Regions from separate parts of the Homo sapiens genome. Here region 2 is linked to region 1. The links are chromatin loops, found by intact Hi-C in ENCODE. Cell type or tissue: dorsolateral prefrontal cortex. All regions are shown on one strand. Links, peaks and the distances in the headings refer to the core of each region. The heading gives the core; the rest is flanking DNA. Region 1 overlaps CORO2B (coronin 2B). Region 2 overlaps CORO2B (coronin 2B).

The links. Hi-C counts contacts between places; a loop is a spot of excess contacts. Peaks named below come from ENCODE experiments on the same cell type or tissue, not always from the same donor. Only the 100,000 strongest peaks of a DNase experiment are listed, where the experiment ranks them.
Region 2: it touches region 1 in a loop (3-fold over the local background); 7 of 110 quality-filtered maps call a loop at or near these places.

Annotation. Positions count from the first base shown.
Region 1 is chr15:68,669,109-68,680,185 of GRCh38, forward strand. All of the region lies in intron 2 of CORO2B (coronin 2B), which reads left to right. Among named protein-coding and RNA genes, the nearest start is that of CORO2B, 96 kb to the left of the region's middle. RefSeq lists enhancers at 230-729, 4,831-5,331, 4,906-4,955. In dorsolateral prefrontal cortex, for the core only: CTCF peaks have their summits at 4,043 (motif pointing left), 5,085 (motif pointing left) and 5,305; DNase peaks (open chromatin) are centred at 3,973, 5,073 and 7,103; H3K4me3 peaks cover 690 bases; H3K27ac peaks cover 450 bases.
Region 2 is chr15:68,615,375-68,626,451 of GRCh38, forward strand. The region is part of intron 1 of CORO2B (coronin 2B); the gene reads left to right. Among named protein-coding and RNA genes, the nearest start is that of CORO2B, 42 kb to the left of the region's middle. In dorsolateral prefrontal cortex, for the core only: a CTCF peak has its summit at 5,610; DNase peaks (open chromatin) are centred at 3,157, 5,517, 8,057, 8,387 and 1 weaker place; H3K4me3 peaks cover 1,590 bases; H3K27ac peaks cover 8,000 bases.

The sequences.
Region 1 (11,077 bases), core at 1,743-9,742:
AGGAGGGAAGGAAGGAAAGAGAAAGAAAGGAAAGAAGAAAGAAAAAGAAAAGAAAGAAAGAAAAGAAAAGAAAGAAAGGAAGCAAGCAAGCAAGCAAGCAAGCCGGAGACAGGACTCGGCCTTGAGAAGCAGGGAGCCCTGTTCACGCCCAGACCATGGCCTGTTCACTGTGCTGAGGTGAAGGCGACTTGGAGCCTTTATCTCTCAGGACACAACTGGGTGTGTGAAATCCACACGGGCATCTTGGCACCTCTGCAGTTGGGCAGATTCCCTAAAGGGAACAGGGAATCTTGCTGGCCAGGGCCAAGGTGGGAAGTGGCTGTGAAGAGTGTGGTCAGTTTTCCAGCCTGGTGGGTGGGATGTGTTCTCTGACTGAAATTGCAGTATGCTTTGCGTGAATGCATGAGTGGGCCAGGGCTAGGACAGCCAAGAAGAGCAATCTATTCCCGGGACTGACCTTGACTTTTGGCCTCACTTTCGTTGAGCTCAATGGGCAATGCTGGCTCTGAGTTAGCTGTGAGTTTCAGGAAAAAAAAATTCAACTTTCTAAAAATATCAATCCAATGGTGGGTTTTGGGCTCAACAAAGAAACCCCTGACAGTTTCCTGTTAATAAAATAAATATATTTTTCTTGGAGAAATAAACCAAATAAGAAAAAATAAATAAGGCTGGGTGTGGTGGCTCATGCCTATAATCCCAGCACTTCAGGAGGCCAAGGTGGGTGGATCACTTGAGGTCAGGACTTCGAGACCAGCCTGGCCAACATGGTGAAACCCTATCTCTACTAAAAATACAAAAATTAGCCAGGCATGATGGCGCATGCCTGTAATCCCAGCTACTCAGGAGGCTGAGGCAAGAGAATTGCTTGAACCTAGGAGACAGAGGTTGCAGTGAGCCAAGATCATGCCACTGCACTCTAGCCTGGGTGACAGAGCAAGACTCTGTCTCAGAAAAAAAAAAGGGGGGGAAAAATAAAGAAAAATTTAAAAATTTTTGAAAAATTATGTATAGATAACCAACTAGTAGAGGTCTGGATCAGAATCAAGATGGCAAAGCAGAAGTACTTAGTGGTTTGTTTTGTTTTGAGACAGGATCTGGCTTTGTTGCCCAGGCTGGAGTGCAGTGGCGTGATATTAGCTCACTGCAACCTCCACCCGCTGGGTTTAAGCTATCCTACCACCTCAGCCTCCCAAGTAGCTGGGACTTCAGGTGTGCACCACTAAGCCTGGTTAATTTTTTAATTTTTTTTGGTAGAGACAGGGTTTCACTGTGTTGTCTAGGCTGATCTCTTGAAATCCTGGGCTCAAGTGATCCTCCTGCCTCAGCCTCTCAAAGTGCTGGGATTACAGGCATGAGCCATCGCGCCCAGCCAGCAAAAATATTTAGAATCATTAGTTTCCGTAGATGGATCAGAAGTGAAAAGGGGCAATGAATGTGATAAGGAACTAATACACAGAATTAATATCTCTGATATACAAAGAGCTCTTATAAATTATTAAGAAAAAGATAAACACCAATACACCATTAGGAAATAATTGAGGACCTCATAGAATCAGAAGATTCACAAGCAAATAAATGCAAATATCTGCTAAGCAAATGAAGATATAAGCAACCTTACAAAGCATCAAAGACTTGCAAAGGAAAACAATGAGATATTTTTCATCTGAAAATAAGCAGATAAAAATATTATAATATTGGGTGCTGTCAGGGTTATAGGGAAATGGCCATTCTCTTGAGTTGCTGACAGGAGTGTAAATTAGTACAACCATTGTGAAAGGCATCTTAAAATTCATAACAAAAGCATTTTTTTAAAGTGCAGATCTATTACCTAGCATTTTCACTTACAATAATTTATCTTTTTAAAAATTCATGTGTGGAAGAATTCAGCTACTATGTTTGCCTCAGCCTTTTTAGAGTATTGGAAATTATAAAGCACTTATGGATCCAAAAGTAGGGAATTGCATAAGGTATTGTAGTACAGCCACACTGAGGAATACAACGCAGCCGTGAAAATCATGCTGTTCAAGAATGTTCAATGGCACAGGAAAAGGAACCACAACCACTCTCTCCAGCTGGGCATAAAATGGAGCTGATACTCACCACGACATAATAGGAATTATTCTTCCTCTGTATTTCCCAATTTTTCTGTTGTTGTTTTTTTTTCCTACTTTCTTAAAAAGTGAAGAGGAATCTTCTGGAATGTCAGGGACTGTGCCCACAGTTTGAGACCCAGGAAAATTGGCTCAACATCCCTGTTGGCTGTAGACCCACATATGAGCCAAAGCCTCACCCACATGGCTTACCTGCCTCAGTTTCCCATATCAAAATCTGAGATGATAATGCCTGTTCTGCCTCCCTCACAACAAATAGAAAATATAGCTGTGTTAATGTTCTGTTGTTGCATAACAAATTACCCCAAAATGTGGCTGGGTAGTTCTGGTTCAGGGTCTCATTTGGTTGCGTTAAAGCTGTCGGCCAGGGCTGCAGTCATCTGAAGGCTCGACTGGGGAATATACACTTCCAAGCTCATTCTTGCAGCTATTGGCAGGAGGCCTCACTTCCTTGCAGGCTGTTGGCCAGAGACCTCAGTCCCTCACACCTGGTCTCTCCATAGGCTAAGTGTTCTCACTCATGGCAGCTGGCCTCCTCTGAGTGGTGATCCAGGTGAGAGCAAGAGAGCCCAGGCAGAAACTGGAATCTTGTGTAACCCTGGCCACATTCTATTAGTAACACAGACCAACCCTGGTGCAATATGGGAGGGGACTACACAAGGCATGTATACTAGGAGGTGAGATTACAGGAGACCATCCCAGGGTTAAAGTGCTTAACAGGGAAAGGTGTGTTCTAAGGGGCAGTCAGGGGCTATCCATAAGCTCCCAAAGTTCTGACTGTGCCCAGCTTTTTTGGAAGCCCTTGAGAGCATGATGGGGCCCACAGGAATAGTGAACCGGGGTGAAAAGATCCCACTCCACTTGTTCGCTGAGTGCAGCATGGGGAAGATTTATATCTAAAGTAACAGCAACTATCCCTGAGCAACTTGGTAATCGGGAGGTGTGTGTGTGTGTGTGTGTGTGTGTACTTTTTTGGTGTTTTTCAAGTCATCTTCTTTGAGTATGCATAATTTTCTGGTTTTTAAAAATTTTTTGAGACAGAATCTCACTCTGTCGCCCAGGCTGGGGTGCAGTGGTACAATCATAGCTCACTGCAGCCTCAGTCTCCTGGAATCAAGTGATCCTCCCACCTCAGCCTCCCAAAGTGCTGGGATTACAGGCATGAGCCAAGTACATAGAATGTTTGTATAACAGCCGGGACATAGATGTGCACCACCATGCCTGGCTAATTTTTGTGTGTGTACAGATGGGGTCTCACTATGTTGCCCAGGCTGATCTTGAACTCCTGGACTCTAGCAATTCTCTTATCTCGGCCTTCCAAAGTGCTGGGATTACAGACGTGAGCCAAGTATAATACACATCATTTTTGAAGTTAAAACAGAAATGTCTGAGGACAGTGAATTCATCTGACTCTCAAAAGAGACTGCAAGTGATACAGTGGCTCAGCTTTGGAAGTGAAGAAATGGTGCCTCTAGAACCAGGAAGAATCCTGTTCTGGGATGGAGTGGCCTAGGGAGAGGTGGAGAGGGAGGAGATACATCAGGCAGCAAACCAGGCCCCTTAGGTTATGAGGCAGGGACCTGCCACCCCATGAGCCTGCCCCTCCCCACCCCCACCAAGTGGCCAGGGACTGCAGGTGGGATGTGAGAGCCACATAATGTGAGCTCGGCGACCTTAGAGCAGCCCCTCACATCACAGTTTGGATCAGATGCGCCTAATGGGGGGTACCAGGGTGTGGGGTATGGGTTGAAGATGAGATCAGGTGCAGGTGGATGTGAGGACATAGCAGGCAGGAGAACCCACACCCCCAGGGAAAGGGTCTACAAACAAGTTGTAGCTTACAGGGGTGGTGAATGGGGGCCACTGTGAGTGCTGGAAACCTAAGCCGGTAGGTGGGTGGTGGAAGTGCAGAGTCTGCCCTCTTCTGCCCTTCAGCAGTAACTGAAAGGGGTGTCATTTGGAATGTCAGAGTTGGAAGGAGCCTCAGAATTGATTGGGATCCATCAATCTCTTAAAGATGAGAAAGAAAGAGGAGGTCGGGCACAATGGCTCACGTCTATGATACCAGCATTTTGGAAGGCTGAGGTGGGAGGATTGCTTGAGCCCAGGAGTTCCAAACCAGCCTGGGCAACCCTGTCTCTCAAATGAAAAAAATAAAAAATTAGCCAAGCATGCCTGAGTCCGGCTACTTGGGAGGCTGAGGTAGGAGAATTGCTTGAGACTGGACAGTCGAGGCTGCAGTAAACTATGATCATGCCACTGTACTCTGGCCTGGGCACACAGAGTGAGACACTGTCTCAATAAAATAAAATTTTCTTAAAAAAGGAAAGTGTCTTGGCCGGGCTCCGTGGCACATGCCTGTAATCCCAGCACTTTAGGAGGCCAAGGCAGGCGAATCACTTAAGGTCAGGAGTTCGAGACCAGCTGGCCAACATAGTGAAACCCCGTTTCTACTAAAAATACAAAAATTAGCCAGGCGTGGTGGCATGCGCCTGTAATCCCAGCTACTCAGGAGGCTGAGGCAGGAGAATCACCTGAACGGGGGAGACAGAGTTTGCAGTGAGCCGAGATGGCGCCACTGCACTCCAGCCTGGGCAACAGAGCGAGACTCCGTCTAAAAAAAAAAAAAAAAAAAAAAAGGACAGTGTCCCGCTAAGACCCACAGCACCGTGGGTGACTAACTAGGAAAGGGACTCCAGCTCCCAAGAGCTGACAAATAAAAGAAGGGTTGACTTTTTCGGTGGACCCAGAAGCAGCAGTAGGAGCTTATGGCAAAAGTTAGAAGGAGGCGGATTTTCATCTCATTATGAAGAATTTTCTAAGTGATGGGCACAGTTGTGAGCTGGGGTTGACTGGGAGCGGGAGAGAGGCTGCGTGTGTGTCTCGGGTCCTGGTCGGCTCAGTTCCCTCCCACAGAGTCTAAGAGCTTGGATGTGGCTGAGAGTAGCGCAGCCACCGCCCTCTGCTGGTGGAATGCTGGTAGCACAGCTTTCCTGCTTGGCCACGATGCTGCCCTCTGGCTAGGCGAGGCTTTCCAGAGAAGAAGCAACCCTTTGGGGTCTGAGAGCTCCCTGCTGGGGGCTTCGGGACGGTGGGTAGTATATATTCTCTGCACACATGTGCCCGGAAGACAGACGAGGCCATCAGAATGCCCGCCAGTGTCTGTAACTCGGGACTGAAGCCAGCGAATGCCCCAGGTGATTGTGTGCCCTGGGTCTTCAGGTGACCCTGCTGCCCCTTCCTGTGAGCAAGGTCTCCAGAACTGACAGGTGGGATGGGGCACTGGCCTGGGTGTCTGCAAACCTGGGTGTGGCCTGGCACAGCCATCACCCTCTTACTCACTGGGTGACCTCAAGCAAGTGCCCTCCCCAAACTGGACTTGCACTGGCGGTGGGGTGGAAGAGTAGGGGCCCTGACCGCCAGAGAAAGGCTCGTGGGCAGTGGCTTCTCCGTGGAGCACACGCGAAGAACATCAAACTCAGCAGTGCTCCATGACCTCACCAGGCAGGGTTGGAGTAAGAGTTTGCCCTGATCCCAACTACCTTATTCCCTCTTTCTCCCTCCAGCCTTTCCACCAGTGCCCTCATGCTCTTTTCCCTCAGACCTGCCTTCAGGAATATTCTCAAAGCTTATTCAGAATGAGTCCACAGTGACCAATATTATCTCCCACTACACTCTCTTTAGGGGTATTTTTATTTTATTTTGAGAGCAGCAAGGTGGAGCACGAAAGGAATGAATCCCTAATAGTAGAACTTCAGGTATCAGTCAGCTAGAGAGTCAGAGATTCTTTTATAAGGCAAAAAGACTTAGGCAAGAAGAAAGAGGAACTCTTCCCCCTTCCTTTTGTACTGGTCAGACCACAGGCTGGAACTACAGTATTGTTCTCAGCTCCGTGAGCCACACTGAAATTGGGAAATAGAGCAGAAGGTAATCTGAAGAAGGCAGCCATGATGGCGAAAATACTTCTAGTCCAGCATGAATTGGAATGTTTGTACCCCGCTTCAGCATGCTCTGGAATTCCCCTTGCGGCAGCTGCCTCCCATTTTGCTGTCAGTCATTCATGAGGATTTCACAGTAACTTTGAGGACAGGAAACAAGCTGTGTCAATTCCCTTTCCTCGGTCAGTTCAGCCTCTGCTTGGGCCTTTGGAGCTGTCTCTTCCTCTAGCTCACCTTCCCAGGGAAAGTAAAGCCTCTGAGGGCAGGAATAGCATCTTCTAGGCAGAGGAGGGGTATCCTGTGTCTGGAAAGAAATGGGGACTTGAGGAGGTAGGAGGTGAAGTTGTAAATTCTAGTTTGAGCTTTGCCACTTAGTTGCTGCGTGATCTTGAGCAAGACCATGAACCCTTCTGAGCCTCTGTTGTCTCATCTCTGAAGTTAGGGAAATGATAACTCCTCCACAGAGGTAGTGAGACTCAAATAAGATGTTTATAGATCTATTTTTGTAAAACCAAGGTCATGGAGATCATAACAAGTTAGTACATATTTAAAGTGCTTAGAAAACATTAACACATTGTAGGTTCTCTGTAAATGTTAGCTGCAATTCCACCTCCTGGAAGAGAGAATTTATTCACTTAACAAATTTTTACTGAGCACCTTCTCTGTACCCGGCACTGTGGGAAGCACTGGGGACCCAGCAGTGAACAAAACAGACAAAAACCCCAGCCTTCATGGGGCCTACACGCTAGCGGAGGAGACAGATAATAAAGTGGATTATAGGGTATAATATAGTATAATAATAGAACAGAAATGGAATAGAATATAGAATAGAATAGAATAATGCTAGGAGGAGAAATTGATTAGGGAAGGGGACAGGGGTGTGGGCAGGTGGAGGGGTGGCTGAATTTAAATACAGTGGTCAGGGAATCTGATAGGCTCAGCTTGAGTTAGACGCTCATCCTGGCCCAATCAGCTGTGTGTTTGTGTGTGCAAGGGCACAGTGTGGGCAGATAAGGATATCTGATTGGCTCAGCTTGAATTAGATGCCCATTATGATCCAATCAGTTTAGCGTGTGTGTGCTGGCAGTGGCCCACACTTGTGGTGCTAACATGACTGCTAGCGTCCGCATCTGTGGGTGAGGGACATAGGAGTCATGATGAGCTGCACAAACCCTCCAGAGGATTCTGAATTGAAGCAGGACTTCTGCCTCCTGGCCCACCTTAGCCTTTAATTTCCGGGGGCCAATCTAGCTTCAGGTCACCTTCCTCAGCTGTCAGGACTGAGGTGCCAGAGGGTAAGGGGTCTGCAAGGATAACCACCGCTGCCTAAACCCGTCAAATGCCAGACACCTCCATACACTGTCCCTGTTCCCCTGTGACATGGGGCTGCTATTCTCAGAAAGCTGCAGAGGCAGGACTTGAACTAGAGTCCATGAGACTCTCAAGCTGGAGTGCAGGTCTCAGCCGTGTTTCCCAAGTCCTGCTGTCACCTCTGTGCTAGCATGCGCACACCGCAGCCACCTGAGGAGAGTGTTTAAAATGCTTGTTCCCAGAGGCCTTGACCTGACTCAGGAGGTCTAGAGGTGGCCCAAGATCTGTGTTTTTTGTTTCTTCTGGATTATTTTTTTTTTTAAGACAGAGTCATGCTCTGTCACCCAGGGTGGAGTACAGTGGCACCATCACGACTCACTGCAGTCTCTACTTCCTGGATCAATGGACCCTCCCACATCAGCCTCCCCAAGTAGCTGGGACCAGAGGTGTGCACCACCATGCCTGGCTAATTTTTTTTCTTTTTTTTGTAGAGACAGGTTTCACTGTGCTGCCCAGGCTGGTCTTGAACTCCTGTGTTCAAGTGATCCTCCCATTTCAGCCTCCCAAAATGCTGGGATTACAGGCATGAGCCACGGTGCCCAGTCCAAGACCTGTTTTTGCAGCACTTTCGGGACTGTGCTCCCCGCCAGGCCTGGAGCCCCGGAGGCACACCCTCCCTCTCCTCCAAGCCATCTGTCAGTGCTCCCTCTTCCTCTCCAAAGCTTGCTCCTCTGCCCTTCCTGCAAAGCTCCCAATTGAACCCCAAGCCCCATCACTATATTTGCAGGGTGCACTGCTGGTCATTCCCACTGGGCCTGAGCAGAGACTGCAAGTAAGAAAATTCCAGAACCTCAAAGGTCACCCCGCACAAAGCCCCATTGTACAGATGATACAGATGAGGCCCAGACAGGGATAGGGCTAGCTGAAGGCCACACAGCAGAGGGTGGAGCTGAGACCCTCTCCCTGTCATGCAATGGCTAAGGACAAGGGCCCCTCTCTGCCACAGAGAAAGCATTTCCTTGGGCAGCTGGGAGGCAGCTTTTCTGGGAAAGGCCAGATGGTGGCGGGGGGATGCTGAGGCTGTGCTCCAGGGGTTTTCAGGGATTTGCTTGGAGAGGCAAAGGTTACTTGGGAGCGGACCTTCAAAACCTCCATGGGCAGGAAGAAAATAGCTGTCTTTGTCATAGGCCTTGGTGACTTCGTGTTGGGAAATTGTCCACCCTGTGCCAGCCCCTGTCCATTCTGCAGATAAAACAACCCTACCAGGTTGGAGGGTTCCTCACCCACTGCCCAGCCCCATTCTGTGTGTCTCCTGCCTCCCCTCTCCTGATATGTCTGTTCCTGCCTTCACCCTCTCCTTCACCATAGCTGGGTGGCCAAGTCCCCTCTACTGTGTCAAGAACAGGTCCTGATCCCCTGGTTCAGCCAGCCACAGGCTCTCTGCAGCCATGGAAAAACATGAACGTTGGCTGGATTGAGGGTTTCCTGTTATTTCATGAAAATCTCCTGCCTCTCGGAGGCCTGGTGGGGCCCAGCCCCCTGGCCCAGGAGGCTGCCTTGCCCCTCCATAATTAACAGGAGCTCTCCTTTCCCCTGCAAGGTCTGTTGCTTCCTGACAAAGGCCTAACATGCACTTGACTTTCCCCCCAGATGACTTGTACAGCACCCGTGCCACTGGCTGCTGGCTGTTCCTACAACACTGGCGGGGTTAGGACCTTTCCCACTGAGTCTGGGAGGACAGCAGACCCAGGTCCTGTTGTCAGAGAAGGAGTCAGGCAGAACAGCCTAGCACTCCATAGTAAGAGCAGGGGGAGGAGGAGGAGGAATTCCCCAATTTCTGTGTCAGTGTGAGCCCTTTCTCCCCTCCCTCACACTGAGCCCCCAGAAGGGTGCCCCAGGCCTGTCGGGCAATAACAGAGAAAAGACAGCAGGCGGTGGTTCACACCTGTAATCCCAACACTTTGGGAGGCCGACTTGGGCAGATCACCTGAGGTCAGGAGTTCAAGACCAGCCTGGCCAACATGGTGAAACCCCATCTCTACTAAAAATACAAAAATTAGCCAGGTGAGGTGGTGGGTGCCTGTTATCCCAGCTACTCAGTGGACTGAGGCAGGAGAATCATTTGAACCCAGGAGACAGAGGTTGCAGTGAGCTGAGATTGTGCCACTGTACTCCAGCCTGGGCAAAAGAGCGAGACTCCACTTCAAAAAAGAAAAAAGAAAACAAAAGAAGGCAGCTGAGCGTGTCCAGGGATCAGCAGGTGGCATAGCCAGCACCAGGCTCAGAAGAGCTGCCCACACCATGTCCCCTGGGAGCCCCAAACTCAGGCACCACACACCCAAACTCCAGCCTTCATTGCCGGTCCTCCAGTGCTCAGATAGGGAAGAACTAGAGTAGAAAATGTAGCCCCAGGTTACTGGACAGATAGTGGATCTGGCTAGAGGCCAGGGGACCGCTGTACTCAGGGTGTGTTCCCCTCCCTGCCCCTCCAGCAGCCCAACTTGGCTTGACAGTAGGACCCAGTCCCTGACCTGGCCCTCCGAGCTGGTCAGGCAGAGTGAGGGCCTTCCCAGAAATATCACCTGCTTCTCACTCGTGGATGAGTTCAGTAGATATTTATTGAGACTCTACTATGGGCCTGGCACCGTGCTGGGTGTTGGGATACAGTAGTGACTAAAACAGACAGAATGTGGTGGAAGTGACATCCAAGGGAATCATCCCATCTTATTCATCTCTAGGTGGCCAGCTCCAGGCCCAGGGAGGGTTCTTGTCTGTGTTTGGTGAGCTGGGTGGAGATTCAACATATAACCCCAGACTGGCAGAGCTGGAAGGGCCCTGATGGTTCAGGTCCACTGTGCAGACACTTTCTGAGCACATGCACCGGGGCAGCTGGCCATGCTAGGCCTGTACAAAGATGGGTTAGACACATACCCCACCCATGGAAAGCTCACCCTTGGTGAGGGTGACAGCCATGACAGCCATTAAGCACAGTACAAAGGAGGGTCTGGTCCGAGGGGCTGTGCAGAGCACAGAGGCAGAGGGAGGAAGCTAACCTGCATTTTGCAGATGATAATAATAACTACCATTTATCGAGTGCTTCTGTGGTGCCAGGCCCCGTGCCCAGTGAGTTTGTATTTATTGGCTCATGTGGAAACTGAAGCCCTGGGAGGAAGGAACTTGCTCAGTCAGTCATTAGCGTGAGCTGAGCCAAAGTAGACCCTGACTTCTAGGGGTTCGGAGTGCAATATGTTCCTTCTCCCACTACCCCAGCCCCTGAGGATCAACCAACCTCCACAGATGCAGCAGAGAGAAAGCTTGGGATGGGGAGGGACTGGTCATCTCAGCATGGGGCTGTTCACTTACAATGTAAAGGACATTTTCAAGGCCATAGATTCCCAGGGTCATTACCTCGGAGGTGGTGCATCTCCTTCTCTGGCCCCTTACATATCCCTGATGGAGCAAGGCTGAAGTTCTGAGCCAGAGGTCCCCTGCCCTGCCCACAGATTCCATGACTTCCATGGGGACAGTGATGGCCCAGGGCTGAGTCTCTATGGTGTCTGGGCAGGGAAGATGGTGGGCACTGGGCCCCCGCAGAGTGTGCACGCTCTTGGTGGATGGCGGTTCTCTCGGTGGCTATCCCTAAGAGGCAAGGCAGAGTGGCCCAGCCTGGGAGCATGTGGATGGTGCCATGTGACTCACTCCCACTTCAATGACAAC
Region 2 (11,077 bases), core at 1,358-9,357, 54 kb before region 1:
CCCGGGGGGCCTGGTGTAGGGCAATCACACAGTGGATGTTTGTGAGATGCAAAAGGGTTTTCAAATATTTGTGATGTTTCCATTCCTGAGCCATTGGCTGTGGCTTAGGCTTAGATGAGAAGCAGAAGTGCTATGGTTGAAAAATGTTTGTGTTCTTCCAAAATCCATGTTGAAATCTTAACCCCTAAAGTTATTAAGAGGTGGAGCCCTTGGGGTGATTGGTCATTAACCAGTCACCTTTATGATAAATCATGAAGATTAAGGCCTCATGAATGGGATTAGTTCACTTATAAAAGAGACCCCTGAGAGGCCCTTGTGTCTTCCACCATGTGAGGATGCAGCTAGAAGGCCCATCAGTGAATCAGAAAGTGGGCCATCACCAGACACCAAATCCGTCAGTGCCCTGGTCTTGGACTTCCCAACCTCCAGAGCCATGAGAAATAAATTTATGTTGTTCATAAGCCACTCAGTTTATGGTATTTTGCTACAGAAGCCTGAAAGGACTGAGACAAGAAAGAAGATCATAGCCTTCCTTCCTAGATGCTTACTGCTTGATAGAGACATAAACTTTGCCCAGATGAGCAGGGTGGAGGAGGCTGCCGTTTATAGAACACCTACTGTGCGCCAGACCTGCTGGGTGGTTTACATGCAGCGGCTCGCTCCCTCCTCCCAGCAACCCTGTCCAACATGAAGCCTTTTCTCTGTTCTGTGATGGAAGAACCCAGCTCAGACTGGTTAAGTAATTGCCCAAGGACTGACTCTACGGCCTGTGCTTTTGTAGTAAACAGTATAATGATGGGCATAATTGGGTTGCTGTCGGGGATATGGCTAATCAGAATTATCACTGGAGCCTTCTCATAATAATACCCCTGCCTCTTCCCCATCACCTCAGATGCACTTATTCGGGGGAAAAAGGGTTAAGAATCTTGGGCAGGAAATGTATAGCTTTAAAAAGCTCTCTGGTCATCCTAGTTTCTTCTCAGAAAAGTATTTAGCATTATTTTTAGTCTTATTTATAGATTTTGGAACTTTACTATGACTCCAACAGAAGGGGAAGGTCTTGCTCAAGGTCACCCAGCCCCCACCAAGGTCTCTTGCTGCCCGGCCTGCTGGCTTTACTGCCATGCTCCACTCCCTTAAAAGCAGGCAGCTGCCCTGGATCCAGATTCAAACCGCCTGCTGGGTGCCGTGGGCCATTGTGCAAGTCTTCCAGGCCGCGGTCGAATGATTCTGACAAGCGGTGAGTACGGCTGTGTCAGCGCGTGGGCCCCAGCGCAAGCAGGCAATCCCATGTCATCTGCGAGATCTCCCATGGGCGAGGGCTAGCGTTATCAAGGGCCCCGAGAGCTGGGTCTTGCCTCTTGGGTGCACGTGGTCTCATGGGGGAGACAGACAGGTGTGTGCAGAGGATGGCACAGTGTGCCAAACTGGATTTGGTTCTGGAACCAAACACACACAGCCAGATTAATTCCAACTGCATGGATCTGAGAAGCCTTGCAGAATTGGAGTTTTGTTTTATTTGGAAGACATGCCTGAGGATAAAACAAAGGGTTTCAAAGGAAGAAGGGAAAGGAAGGAACTAAAGTTTACAAACACTAGGTATTTAACTTGCCTTGTCTCATTGAATTTTCCCAAGAACCAGGTATATGGAGAGTAGTAACCCTGGTTACCAGATGAGGAAGCAGGGCTCTGAGGGGTCAAAAAAATGGTCCAGGTGTTGTTGGGACTGAGACAGAGCCAGGTCTGTCAGCCTTCAAGCCCGTGCTTTCCAACAACATTGGCTTTCGTGGGCTCCAGGGAATGGGATGAGTCATATCCTGACACTGGTGGCTGTGGGGAGTGGGGGCTGGGGATGGGTGGGAAGCCAGAGGCAATGAGGAGGAGACAGGTGCATCAGCCACTGTGGCCTGTGGCCTCTTGTCTCTGCAGATCTTGGAGCTAGGCTCACACCACTTTTCACTCTTCTGTGTTTTTCAAGCACTTTTCTGTTTAATGTATCCTTTGTCCTCCCTTCACTGGTAGTCTGGGAACCAAAGGACTTGGTTCTAGTCCCAGTTGTGCTACTCACCAGCTGTGTGACCTTGAGCAGGTCACTTGCCCATACTGGACCTCCACATTCCCACCTATAAAATGAAGGGTAGTGTGCGTGTGTGTATGTGTGTGTCTGTGACTATATATGTGTGGTTGGGTGTGTGTGTGTATGCACATGTTCATTCTCAGCAAACTCAGTGTGAATAGTAGGACCAGATAAACTCTAGGTCTTTCCTTGCTGTGTTCTCTCCCTTTTGGGTGGGCAATGCTGGCATCATCACTCTCATTTTATAGAAGATGAAAGTGGAGTCTTAAGAGGGAGTCCTGGGTAAGCAGGGACTAAGCCATACTATGCTCTTCCACTCACTTCTAACAACCTCAACTTGAAATCCCCAGTGGGTGGTTGTCGTCCCAGTGGGTGAGCCCTGTGCCTGAATGGGGCCCTTAGAGATTGTGGCTGAATGTGGGGGTTTGCATTTGAATCTTAGGCTACTGGAATGCCCTAGTAACATGCCATTCTGGATTACTAGATTTTTCAATTCACTTCAGTAAATATTTATTGAGCATCTACTATGTCCCAAGCTTCCTACTAAGTGCTGGGGACAGAGTTGAACAGAGTCAGTACCTGCCCTCCAGGAACCCAGTTAGTGCTGTGGCTTTCAGACTTTTTTGCTATAGTTGCTAGTGAGAAAAATCATTTTGTTGTGACCCAATACACACACATGCATACACACACACACACACAAATACATGTTATATATACAAAACAAAACCAAAGGTCATGATATGCACTCTATTTTCTAGTCTTTTCTACTCTGCTTCATTTTTTTTAAATACTGGTAGCAGCCTACCACTTTGATTTCATAACCTACTAGTAGGAGGTGACCCTCCAGTGTGAGAAACATGGGTTGAGCGTTGCATATATTACACATGTTGTATTACATGTAAATCATGTGCTATGGAAAAGGAGCAAAAAAATGAATTAATTTGGGAAAATCACAGAAGGCTCCCAGTTCAAGTGGCACTTGAGCTGAGTCCAGATGTGTGAAAAGATTTGAGTAAACAGGAAAAGGGGAAAGGCAGCCAGATGGAAGCAACAGTGTGATCAAAGGCTGGGAGGCGTGAGTGCGCAGCTGAGGAGATAGCACTGATGTGCCTGGCACATGAGCAGTGCTCTTCCTGGGTTATCACACTTGGTTCTCAATAATCCTATAGGACAGGGACTTTTTAGCATATTTGCTGCCGAGGCGAGCACAAGGCAGGGACTTTTTATCTCTTCATGTTGCAAAAGAGGAAAATGGGACTCAGAGAAGTTATGTAACTTGCCCAAGGTCACATGGCTACTAAGTGGTAGAGCCAGGATTTGAATTCAGGCAGTTACATTGTGATCTAAATATGAGGTTCCTAGACATGTGCCCCTAAAAATACTTTGAGCTAGTTCAAGGGGATGTTCGAATACAAGCCTGAAAATTTAAAATTTCATTCTGTAGGGAAGAGGAAAACATTTTGCGATTTTGAGAAAGGGAAGTGACGTGATCAAAAATTTATCTAGGAGAGGATCACAGTGGCATCAGCATAGAAGATGGGCTCAAGGAGAGGCAAGGATACTTGTCAGAAGATGGTAACAGCATCTCCCTAGTCAGGTCAGCAGCCCCAGATACAATTACATCATATTTATCTTTGGGATGCAGTTGAGGATATTGCTCATATATCACATACTGATAGGAATGAAAGGAGAATGAATCATGTTTTCCTTTTTACTTTGACTGCTAGGAAGCCCAGAGCCCCAATCTGTGTTACTCTTCCAGGGAGCATTCAAGAGCTATTAGCCTTTTATATATTCATTTTGCCTTGCCTTAGATCACCTACCCTCACTTTCCTTTAGCCTGAATTTTATCACTTAGATTTTCATCCTGCTGCAATGTATGCATTTTAGTATGATGCCTTAGAGAAGGATGTAAATAAAATACAAATAAAACACACTGAAGCAATTGGAGAGCATTTTTTGTGTGTGCAAGATTGAAAGGTCTTAGAGGGCTGGACTGTCTTATCATCCCCTGGGGCTTCTGTCGTGGTGCTGGTGCCAGGTGCGTGCATCACATGGATGTAAACCTTGGACTGTTGGAGCTGGAAATGTTCCAAATGGCTCTCTCTCCCTCTGCTTCTCAAAAATGGACATAGACTACCAGTAGTACACAAGATAGTCCCAGCAGGGCCTGAATAAACATGGTTGGGTGTAATTGTAAATGCTGGGTGTAAATGTGTGTGTGTGTGTATATATATATGTACACATACATATGTGTACCCATACATATATGTACATGTACATATATATGAGTGCGTGCATGCGTGTGTGTGTGTGCACGTGTTCATTCTCAGCAAACTCAGTGTGAATAGTAGGACCAGATAAACTCTAGGTCTTTCCTTGCTGTGTTCTCTCCTTTTTGGGTGGACAATGCTGGCATCGTCACTCTCATTTTATAGAAGATGAAAGTGGAGTCATGTTTTTTTTATTTTTTATTTTGAGACAGAGTCTCACTCTGTCTCCCAGGCTGGAGTACAGTGGCACAGTCTTGACTCACTGCAGCCTTTGCTTCCCGGGTTCAAGCAACTCTCCTGCCTCAGCCTCCTGAGTAGCTGGGATTACAGGCGCACGCCACAACACCTGGCTAATTTTTATATTTTTAGTAGAGACGGGGTTTCACCATGTTGGCCAGGCTGGTCTCGAACTCTTGACCTCAGATGATCCACCCGCCTTGGCCTCCCAAAGTGCTGGGATTACAGGTGTGAGCCACCATGCCCGGCCTAATTGTCGTATATTTATTTAATGTGTTTTAGGAAAAAAGGTAGCTAGGACATCAAACTGTGATGTCATGGCTTAAATTGCTTAGAATGATGTTTGTACAGATATTTAAATGTTAGAAAGAGCCAATTTAAAGAAAATTTTTAAATAAACATGGTTCGGGTGATTTGTAGAAATGGCAAGAACATGTTGGCAGTGATACACAAATTATGAAGTTTGGAAAACACTGATTCCATTCAACCTCTTGTTTGACAAATGACTAAACTGAGGCCCAGAAAGGACAGAACACTTGTCCATGAGTCTGATAAGTTATTTTAAGCCACAGGAGTAAAGAGGGTCTTCCCCTTCCAACCTCATTCAAAAGTCTGCGTTTAGGGAACACCTGGTCCCGCATCTTGCTTTTGAATCAGTTTTATATTTCCAAAGTGCCTTCTCTGTTTTATTCTCTCATTCCTTTTTTTAATCTGAGTCTTATCAAGCAGCTATAGTAGGGTAATTATTTCTTTGTTTTGCAGATAAATAAACTGAGGCCCAGAGAGGGAGTGTGCCTGCCGTCACTCAGCCACTCACTCAGCCAGCTGAGGCAGGACCAGGGCTAGAAGGTTTCTAGGCCTTCCCACTGTGCGTGTCAGGCAGGGTTGGGCGGGGAGCCAGTTTCTCTGATGAAATCCCCCAACAAAGGGTAGAAAGTCTGCTGGGGTAAATGCAAGGCAGTCTGCTGGCCGAGCTCCACTTGGGAGCACAGCGAGCGGTACAGGGCCTATTATATGCTGCTCCGCTTCCGGGAAGCTATTACTTTCTGAAGGAGCCACAGATGTTCTCCTCGCCTGCTGATTAACGGGTGTGTTACTCAGCTTGGAGTGGACGGATGAGATCGGCAGTGAATATTCTCAACTGTGTGACCACCATAAACCCTGCCAGTGCAGGTGTAGGGACCCTCAAGGCCATAAGCAATGTAGCCACAGCGTCTAATGAGCAATTGAGCATCTTGGAGGTGCCAGGACCTGTGCTCATGGCTGGAATGGAGGCACAGACAAATCACACACTGCCTCCAGCCCCATGGGACTCAGTCTGCTAGGGGAAGCAGACACATAAACAGTTAGCTGGAGAACAACGCAGTGCGTGCCAGCATGGAGACCTGGAGCAAGCACGATGCAGGGAGTGCTGAGTTCTTTCTCAGGGACCAGAGAGGCTTCGCAGCGCTGGAGACATTTGAACTGTACTCGTACTATTGAATAGGGTTTGGCAGGAGGAGATGAGGAGGAGGCATTCCTGAAAGGGGACCTGCCCAGGGTTCCACACTGGCCTGAACTGGAGACCAGCACATGTGCACCTGGGATGGGAATGAACTGTGGCTCTGTCTTCATAACTCTGCCTTTCCAGATGGGTTGGTTACCAGAGCCTTGTGAGAAGAGATTGGCCTTGCTTTGGTTTGGTTGTTGGTTTGTGTTAGGGAAGCAATGTGACTTAAGAGGACAAGCTTTGGGATAATACAGACCTGGGTTCAAAGCTCAGTTCAGCTCCTTGACAGTCACGTGACATTGGGCAAGTTTCACTTCTTTTTTTTTTTTTTTTTGAGACAGGGTCTCCTAGGCTGGAGGACAGTGGTGCAATCATGGGTCACTACAGCTTTGACCTCCCAGGTTCAAGTGATCCTCCCACCTCAGCCTCCCAAGGAGCTGGGACTATAGGCACATGCCACCATGCCTGGCTAATTTTTCTGATTTTCTTATTATTTGTAGAGATAGGTTCTCACTATGTTGCCCAGGCTGGTATCAAACTCCTGGGCTCAAGTGATCCTCCCACCCCTAAGTGATCTCCCGATCCAAAGTGCTGGGATTATAAATGTGAGCCACTATTTGACCTTCTGAGTCTTGGTTTTCCATCTTTAAAATGGGGATAATCTCTTTTGCTTAGGAGTGAGAATTAAATGAGACGAAGTTGGAGAAGGACTTAACCCATAGCCAGGTTTGTAGTGGGTGCTCGGTACATTCACGACAATTGTGGCAATGCTGCTGGGTGAGTGACTGCATGTGAAAATGGAGTGTGTGGGGGCATGGGCATGTTTTGAGACTGCCCAGCTGGGTGGACTGTGTGACTGCAGTGTGAGGATGTGAGGGTTGGTTGTACATTCCCTTGAGCGTGAGCTGACTGGGGAAGACATGCCTGATGCTGTTGAAGGCCATGGGGATTTGGTATGGGGTGAGCTAGCCTATAATTCACTCTGAGTTGGAAAGGATTCTCCAGTGTCATTCAGTTCGACCTGAACCTGCTATATGAGTCCCATCCTTGACATCTGTGCTAAGTGACCTCCAGTTTCTTTAATTGCCTTCAGCAATGGGGAACTCACCACCTCCCAACACAGCAAATCCTATCGTTGGACCTCACCGACTACTCATTAGAAACAGAAGCAGCTCAGCCCTATGGAGCACCTTCAGAGTCACAAGATTCACCCCCACACCCCATTCATTCATTCATAGATATTTGCTGAGCACCCTTACTACCAGATACTATTCTGAATCCTGGGGATGCAGCAGAGGACCAAGGCAGACACAGGCTCTGTCCTCTCAGAGTTTACAGTTTTGTTGACCTTAACTCACAACACCCCTGTGAGGCAGGCAGAAGAGATTAGAATGATTCTCATTGAACAGACTGGGAAACAGGCTGGTGGTGGTGATGGTGATGGCTGATATTTATAGATACTTAGCACGTGTCTGGTGCTTTGTATACTTTAGGGAATCTAATCTTCATGTCAGCCCTAGGAGGTAAACCCCATTAATATCACCCCTCTTTTAAAGATGAGAAGCATAGCTGGGTGTGGTGGTGGGCACCTGTAATCTCAGCTACTCTGGAGACTGAGGCAGGAGAATCACTTGAACCTGGGAGGCAGAGGTTGCAGTGAGCCGAGATCACGCTACTGCACTCCAGCCTGGACAACAAAGTGAGACTCTGTCTCAATTAAAAGAAAATAAAATTTAAATTAAAAAAAGATGAGGAAGCAGAGAAGTGATATTGTTTGCTTAGGGTCACACAGCGAGGAACCGGCCCGGCTCTTTTAAGCCCGGGCCCATGCTGCCTCTTGAATCAAGTCATTGAGACTCGCCAGAGCAATAGAGCAGGGGCCTTGACTGAAGCTGCTGGATGCAGACCCTGGGTGCTTTGCACCACCATTGGAAGGTCATGTGGGAGCCCTGGCAGTGTCCATGCATGTGGAAGCCTGACGTGAGTGACAGCCAGTCTGGCCCACCCACAGCTGTGTTTACACCACCTCCTCACCCCCACCCCACCCCATCCCATCCCAAAGAGCCAGAAGTGAGTGAGGTCAGCCTCTCCCGCCCTGCATGTAAACAGAGGCTGGAGGACCAGGAGTCATCTCAGGGCAGTGCGGTTGACTCCTGGTGGGAGAAGCCAAGGGCAGCTTCAGGTTCCTTTGCTCCAGAAATCCTGTTGGGCGTCTCCATCCCAGCATCCAGGAGCCTGTTGCTCCCAGGAGCAGCAGCAGCGGGTGGGAGGGCAGGCAGGGCTGGGTGAGGATTACCGCATGCTGGATCACGGCTGCTGGGTAATCCCCGTTTGTGCCACTTGCAAAGCATGAGGTTGGAGGCGGGTGTGTTTGAGCAGCCCCAGCCCCTCCATTGTCGACACCACGGATTACAGCAGCTTCTCTCTGCAGCTGAGCGTGGGTCGCACAGACTCCTTGACTGCTGTGTTGGGAAGATGCCCTTTCTAATTCCTCCTGCTCTCTGCCCAGCCCTCCTCAGCTCAACCTCCAACAAGAAGGAGGATTTTCAGCCCTAGAGACTGGGTGATGGAAAGAGACTTGAGACAGACTTAAAGGACTGGGGTGGCGGGTCCTGCTGTCTTGAGCAGGTGACCTAACCTGTAATTCTGTCTCCTCATCCCATAAATGAGGATAAAAAATAAAGCCAGCTGCCCAGCTTAAGTCAGGTAATCCATGTCAGGGTGCTCTGTAAACTAGAGGCACCACTCTACCAATGTCGGCTATTAGAATCAGCCATGGCACAAGACTTGCAGTGGTGTGAGACTGCAGTCCCAGCTGCTCGGGAGGCTGAGGCAGGAGGATCCCTTGTGCCCAGGGAGTTTGAGGCTGCAGTAAGCTATGATCACCACTGTACTCCAGCCTGGGCAGCAGTGAGACCATGTCTCTAAAACCAATGACAACAACAAAAATGATATTAGAATCAACAGTGAGCACGACTACCAACACAAATAACAATCGTGATCAGCACCACATGAGTCTGTGAAAGGTACTGTTCACAGTGTTTCCTCCAGCCTGGAACTGATATTAGGAACTACCGTCCCTTGGGCCTAAAACTAATATATGATGTATTAGTTGTGCATTCAAATCACCTTGGGGGCTTTTTAAACATCAGACCCAAGAGTTCCTGGGGTCCATGCCCAGAGATTATAATTCACTAGATCTGGGGTGGGGCTGGGCATCTCTGTTTTTTTTTTTCTTTTCTTTTCTTTTTATTTTCTTTGAGATAGAGTCTCGCTCTGTCACCCAGGCTGGAGTGCAATGGCATGATCTCGGCTCACTGCAACCTCCATCTCCTGATTCTCTTGCCTCAGCCTCCTGAGTAGCTGGGATTACGGGTGCCTACCACCACGCCCAGCAAATTTTTGTATTTTCAGTAAAGATAGGGTTTTGCCATGTTGGCCAGGCTGGTCTCGAACTCCTGACCTCATGATACACCCACCTTGGCCTCCCAAAGTGCTGAGATTACAGGCATGAGCCACTGCACCCAGCCATGTCTCTGTTTTTAACTCCAGTGCTAGTGGTCGAAGACCACTCCTGCCCAGAGTCAAGGACACTGCAGGACAAGTGACTGTATGCCCAGGGTCCCTTCCTCTGCACCACACTCGGCTGTTCCTGAGCCTCCTTGCAATGGGCGGTCCGAGCATGCCGCTGTATGCTGGAAGGACCCCGTCTTCTCAGGTGCCACGCAGGGTTTAGGAATCTCTAAACTTGAAGCTTTTCCACAGTTTATTTTATGCAACTTTCTCTATCTAGAATGGAGACAAACGTGTCTTCAGCTAATTTTTTTTTTTAACTCGGGTTCTTCGAGGTATAATTTACATGCATTAAAAAAACATCTTTTTTAGTGTCCACTTCTATGCATTTCACAAATGCAAACAATCGTGTAACCACCATCACTATCATGATACAGAACATCTCCACTGCCTCCTGAAATTCCCTCCTGTCCCTTTGTGGTCAGGCCCTCCTCCCACCCCCAGGCCTTGCCAGCATTCATCCGTGTTCCATCTGTAGAAGTTGTTTTTTTCCAGAATATTATATCAATGGAATCATTGGGTATGCAGCCTTTGAGCCTGCTTGTGCACTCCGTTACAGGTTTTTTTCTTGTTTGTTGTTTCTTGTTTTGGGTTTTTTTGAGACAGGGTCTTGCTTTGTCTCCCAGGCTAGAGTGCAGTGGTATGAACACGGCTCACTGCAGCTTCCAACTCCTGGGCTCAAGCAATCCTCCCACCTCAGCACCCCAAGTAGCTAGGACTACAGGTGCACACCACCACACCCAGCTAACTTTTGTATTTTTTGTAGAGACGGGGTTTCACCATGTTGCCCAGGCTGGTCTCAAACTCCTGAGCTCAAGCAATCTGCCCCCCTTGGCCTCCCAAAATGCTGGGATTACAGGCATGAGCCACCACACCCAGCCCAGCTTTACTGTATTTGAGAGTCATCCGTGGTGTTGTGGGTATCAGTAGTTTGCTCCTTTTATTGCTGAGTTTGTGTTCCATCCTGTGGATGTGCCACAGCTTTTCTTCCTGGGGTAATTTAATTGTTTCTAGCTTTCATCCAGAAATGCTGTCTAGCAAGAAATGCAATTTGTTTGATTCATATGTAAATCTTTCTGCACGGGCTGCTTCAAAAGTCAAAAAGACTCACTCTTCAGCAATTTTTTAAAAATGTTCCTACTGCGTGCTGCTGTGAGGGCACACAGTTCCAGTGCTTACAGGGCTCAGATGAGAACCATAACGCAGGAGGGGGCTTGAGTGTAATTGGAGCATCCCCCTCCCCTCCTGAAGGGGCTACAGTGGGAATGTGGGTGCATAGTAGTTTCTGATTTTTGATTTTTGAAAAATCAAAGAAGTCTAGGTTTTTCTTAAAGATCCTGACTTTTAAAAAATGTTGGCAACTAATTTAGAACATGCTTAATCACTGTGCTGGCTGCTAGCTGCTGGCTAGATTGAGTCCTGTCTCAC